Linked DNA regions of Homo sapiens: region 2 is linked to region 1. The links are chromatin loops, found by intact Hi-C in ENCODE. Cell type or tissue: OCI-LY7. All regions are shown on one strand. Each heading gives the region's core, and the rest is flanking DNA. Links, peaks and the distances in the headings are about the cores only.

Region 1 (2,910 bases), core at 231-2,730:
GTGATTTACCCATCTCAGCCTCCCAAAGTACTGGGATTACAGGCGTGAGCTACCATGCCCGGCCTGAAAAGATCTTTATGTGACCTCTGTTCCAGTTACGGAGTCTCTTAGCACCAACATCCTCCTCCACGCCCTGCCTTGACACCAGGCTGGGACCCTGTCCCCTGCCTTCCCGCCTTCACCAGCAGCCCCTGTGTGACCCTGCCAGTAGGGGGCTCGGCCAGTCAGCTTCCAAGCAGGAGACAAGCTGGACCGGTTATTTAAATAGGAATATTTTAATATAAAGAATTATTAGGTAGAACAGGATAAGGTGGTTCATTATTAAAAGAGGTAAAAGGAGACCCACAGGAGCCCAGAATTAGTAGATGCAAAAGAACAGCTACTGCCTCTAGCGCGAGGAGGACAATGAAGGAATGAAGTACAGCAAGTCCTTGAATAATGTCATTTTGATCAACGTCATTCATTATGTTTGATGAGAAAAAAATTTGCTTCCCAGCTGGGGCACTGTCTGTGTGGAGTGTGCAGTTGCCCCCACGTCTTGTGGGTTTTCTCTGGGTACTCCAGTTTCCTCCCACACCCCAGAGCTGTGCATGTTAGGTTTGCTGGTGTGTCTACATTGCCCCGGTCTGAGTGAGTGTGGGTGTGTGGATGCATCCTGCAATGGGATGGCATCCTGAGCAGGGCTGCTTCCCGTCCTGCACCCTGAGCTGCTGGGATATGTTCAGGCCATCCATGACCCTGAACTGGAATACTAACAGTGTCATCAGCCATTTCCATCTGGACAGCTGCTCACAAAGGTGCAGCATTGTGGCTCTGTTGCTCCAGCCCACAGATTTGCTAGAGAAAAGAAAGTAGGCTGGCCTAGGGCCACTCAGAACAGAGTTCAAAGTAAGGCCCGAGTCCAGCAAACGGGCAAGCCCTGAGTGTGCCTGGGTGTGCACATGCATGCATGTGTGTGCACGTGTGTGTGTGCATTTGTGCATGCATGTGTGTGTTTCTGTGTGCTTTCGTGTGTGTGTGTGTGTATGCATGCGTGCATCCCACCTGCCCCATTACTCAGCACAGAGGCCTGATGGGAAGGGTCCAGGCAGTGTTGTGTGCAGCCTGCCTGCTGGGGTGGGGGCGGTGGAGGAGTGTGTTAGAAAGTGAAGGGCACTGACCTTGGAGTCACACAAGTCATTCACCTGCCCCTCACTTACTTCATGGCCCTGGGTAGGTCGCTCACCTCTGGGAGCCTTGGTCCCTGTTAAGAATGGCACCTACCCTTAGAGTGTGTTGTAAGCATCAATGAATCTAAATTCGGTGACAATGAGGACTCTTCCTTAGCTTGCTGGGGGCTGGGGAGCAAATGCCAGGTATTGCTTTATGACCATTGTGATGCATGTTGTCGTGAGTTTAGATCATCCTGCCAGGCCTTCTAGGAAACCAACTTACAGAGAAGTTCAAAGGCTTTCCACTGGGTGTCAGTGGTGCTCAGCATACCCTTGGAGGCATCCCCGTGTCTGAGCGTGTTTGAAAGGACTAGGATAAGATGTTCGGTGCCAGGTGTCACCAGGGCCTCTCAGCTCCCCTGCAGGTCCAGGAGTGGTGCCTGGAGCCTTCCCACCCACCTCATTCCCCTGCCCCTGCCACTGCCTCCCCCATGCCCTCAGGTGACCTGGCTGCCCAGTCCCCAGGTGGGCACCACCACTGGGCCTTCTCATGAAGGGCATATAATTAGAGCGACTCATTCTGAAACTACGGCTCCCCAAGACTGACCCTGTTTGAAAGTACACGCTTCCTACCCGAAGGAATGTCTCCTCCATGGAGCTTGGGAGAGGGAGATTGTAGGGGCGGCGGGCAGGTGGAAGGTTTTTTGTGGAAGCACTGTCTGACTTCCAGAATCTCTGTTTAACTCCCAACTCCCTATAGGTTCTTCTATATTTTCTCTGAAGAATCCTGGTGGGGACTTTTATAAGCGGAATTAGCCAGGAAGAAACATATATACCTAACCCCAGAGACATAATAAAGTTCACTTGCAGTGCTTCTGTGAGTGCTGAGAGGATTTCGCGGCTGCTTCTCATCCCTGGAGCTTCTCATCGCCTCCTCTTGTCCTGTTGGTTAGTCGTCTCCTTCTTGGGGTCCTAATTAAAAAAAAAAAAAACTGGCTTCCACTGGCTTCTGGGAATTTCTACTCCTCCTTCAGCAAAGCAGGACTTACAACTATTACCTTCCTATCCCCAGGGTGTGGAAAGACTACGCTGTGAGGATGCATAAGAATGATACAGTGGACTCTGGGAACCTGGGGGAGAGGGTGGGAGGTGGGTGAGGGATGAAAGACTACACACTGGGTACAGTGTACACTGCTTGGGTGATGGGTGCACCAAAACCTCAGAAATCACAACTAAAGAACTTACTCATGTAACCAAACACCACTGTTCCCCCAAAACCTATTGAAATAAAAAATAAATTTAAAAATAAAGACTAGGCTGAACTTCAAAGAAGACTCTACCTAAGCCCAAGGAAGATTAAAAAAAAAGACGCAAACAGAGTGCAACATGAGATTAGATTTTCCGGAATATAAGAGATGACCTATTTGCCTTGACCTCACGTGCCCCTCTGCCCAGCTTCTGGAACTCCTGCGGTGGCTCAGAGTCATAGCCCTCCTGTGACCCTCTCCTGAAAAGGTGTGCACAGAAGAGCAGGCCTAGAAGCTTCACAAGAGAATGAGGCCCAACAACTCCTAAAAATACCTAATTCTCACCAGCAGAAGTCCTGTCCTTCAAGTTTTAAATTCTATATGAAGACAGAGGAAAGGCTCTGCCTTCGCTGACAGGATCCAGAGTAAGACTACAGCAGGACAATTCACAGCACACCGCTGTCAGCCCACTGAGGGTGATTCTACCCGAGGCTGCCCTGGCGACTCTGACA
Region 2 (2,910 bases), core at 191-2,690, 170 kb after region 1:
TTATTAAATATACATCTCAAGCTGGGAAAATAGTGAGCTACTACTTCCTTTTAGAATGTAATATTGCAAATGTAGATCTTCCCACATTTCTAGTTCTCACTTTTGAGACTATGCCCTTAAGGGAGAGAAAATAAGGGACCAACACAGCCTTCTTTGCCCCCAGGGATAGCTGGGAGTGGGGAATCTCTAGGGAACTGTATCCTGCTAACTTGAGCACAGGCTTGTTTACCATGGGGAACAATTCTCATTCTTTGGTGAAATTGTTTAGTAATTGTGCTGACCTCACTCAAGGTCATTAGCCGGATATTGCCTCTGGTTTGTGAATAGGTTTATTTTCTTCTGGACATCCATAATAGTGTGAATCAGGGAGGTTTATCATTTTAAAAAATTATTCCTAGTTTTCATTGCATGGATAATCATTTGCTGTCCTTAACACATAATGATTGATCACTGGGATGCAATATGGTGTGGAAAGTGCGTGGCTTTAGTGCCATGTAGACTGGGAGTTCGTTTCTGTCTCTGCTACTTACTCCAGTGTAGTTTTGGGCAAGGCCATCAGCCTCTTGGAGCCTCCGCTTCTTCATTCCTCCTTGTAGCTTTGCTGTGGGTATGAGGGATAATGAATGTCAAGCCCACAGCAGGGGTTTGATTGCTCTGGCTGTTAGTATCAATATTATAACATATGAACGAGAAGCCTTCCCAACGCGCCTGCCAAAGCTCTGACGGCCGCTCTCTACGTGCACAGGACAGTCACCATTCCCAGGTGAAAGGCAGGCCTCCTGAGGCCGGTGAAAAGGAGCAGGAAGACAGCAGCATGGCCCAGCGGTGAAAAAGAAAATCACATGTGTGCCTTCTGACCACTGCCTAAGCCTGTTTTGCATTGAGACCAGTGTCCTGGTGACAGTTTCCTTCGGCTGCGATGGGATCTCACACTGCTCCCTCTTTGATCTGTGGCCTGGGTTTGCGTGGAGAGGGCTGAGCTTCTGCAGGCTTCCGTTGTCCCCCAGGGCGCACAGGTTGTGACCGTGCATGGGAAAACACCAACAGCTCTGCTTTTTTACTTTCTCCCAGAGTTGCTCATCTCCCTGCCTGGCTGACCTTAAGAACATTTTCCTATGAAGCCATGCCCTACGTGACATAAACCCTGGGACCCAGAGAGAAGCCAGAATCCGCCACCCTGAGTAGCCGCTGCTCGTGGGATGCAGGGGAAATGGCGCCCTCTGGTGTTGGCTCAACGCCTGTGTTCAGCACCGGGAGCTGCCCAATTCGGCCTTGAGAGCCAAGTCTCTGCAAAGCAAACTTTACATGCAAAGCGTTGTTTGGCAGAAATCCTTTTCCACAAGAGGAAATCTCTGGGTGAAAAGCACTATGCCTTTAATGAGAAGGAATCAGGTGGTTATTGCTTTAATGGACTTAAGCGTTTGGCAGTCACATCGCAAGCTCAGCATGGAAAAGAGCCCTACCGTGGGGAGAAGATTCTCCGCGTGCCCCAGTCTCTCTTAATCTTTTAAAACTTTTACTTCAATATCTCAAGAAGTGCTGTAGAATAGCAGAAGCGATGCCCCTTTCCAAGTGTGACAACAGTGACATGCAGTTCACTTTCCCTGGCGTGGTCCTGATGGAGCTTCAGTCAGAGGAGGCGGCCCTCGGTGAACCACCAGCCCATTTACTGTCTTCTGAACTGCAGCAGTAGCATAAACTACCTGGAGTGATAGGGCCTCTCCGCCGGATGAATCATCCCACTAGATTCAATGAGAAGGGAATTGGGAGGCAGCACCGTTGGCTCTAGGACACTTAAATACCAAATCCCCTCACCCCTTTGCATCTTGCTAGCCCAGAAAAGACTTTAAGGTGATTGTCAGGCATTAGGCTATGAAACCAAAGGTGGGGAAAGCACCGTTTATCAAAAGTGATCATACGGAACTGCTCCATTCTTTGCTTATACTTAAATCTCTCCATAACCAAGAAGAAAATGTGATTGAGACATAGATTCTTTCCCTGGGCTTTGTGGAATAAACCACCAGTCACCTTGTGGGTGCAGTTCTGGGCCAGAGTTTTGGAGAGAGTGTTAAAGCATGACAATAAGCAGGTCTAATAATAGCCTTTTCACTAGACCCCAGGGGATCACTGGCAGCCTCAATTACTCTAGCTTTTATTTTCTTTTGCCCTGTATTAGCTGTAGTCGCCCTTGAATGCAGAGACTTTTAGCCAGAGAATCTGGATTTGCTCTTTCAAACTTGCCATACATTTCTCCCTCTCTCATCATGCATTATACTCTATCTCATCTCAGATGGTTCTGCTTCTTAATTATTGTTGTCTGCTGTTAATTGCTAGCAGTGATCTAAGTCTAATGTTCTTACTAATGAGCACAGCTTAGAAGTTCCACATGTAAAGATTTATAAGAGTGGTTGCTTCATTATCATCACTAAATATTCCCAGATATATTCTCACTTGACACGTGTAGAGGCAAAAATAATAAAAACTGTAAAGTGCTGTGAGATATGAGGGAGAATAATGTTCATAAAGGGTAAATTATGGCTGTAGCTTAGACTTACAAAATGCTAGCCATTTGCAGGGTCACACAATAGCAAAGTGGGACCAGAACCCAGGCTCCCAACTCCTGATTGTGTAAGGTGCCCAGTGTGGAGTACTTGTCCTGAAACACACATTTGCATGTCCTGCTAGTTAAATTGAGCATTTGCAAATAAATGGACCAGAATGCTCATTGTGTTATTATTTACAATAGTGAAAATTTGGAAACATTTCAGATGGCCAGCACTAAGAAAATGGTAAAATAAATGATGATACATTTGTACTAAGAATATTTTCTAAATATTATAAAATTATAATTATGTATCATATACAAATAATTGCAATTATATATTTTATATAAATATTTAAAAATCATTT

What was found. Peaks named below come from ENCODE experiments on the same cell type or tissue, not always from the same donor. Only the 100,000 strongest peaks of a DNase experiment are listed, where the experiment ranks them.
Region 2: it touches region 1 in a loop (11-fold over the local background); 61 of 110 quality-filtered maps call a loop at or near these places.

What each region holds. Positions count from the first base shown.
Region 1 is chr13:26,706,441-26,709,350 of GRCh38, forward strand. No RefSeq gene overlaps it. Among named protein-coding and RNA genes, the nearest start is that of GPR12, 53 kb to the right of the region's middle. In OCI-LY7, for the core only: CTCF peaks have their summits at 409, 1,462 (motif pointing right) and 1,661; a DNase peak (open chromatin) is centred at 1,481.
Region 2 is chr13:26,871,846-26,874,755 of GRCh38, forward strand. No RefSeq gene overlaps it. Among named protein-coding and RNA genes, the nearest start is that of GPR12, 110 kb to the left of the region's middle. In OCI-LY7, for the core only: a CTCF peak has its summit at 1,210 (motif pointing left); a DNase peak (open chromatin) is centred at 1,236.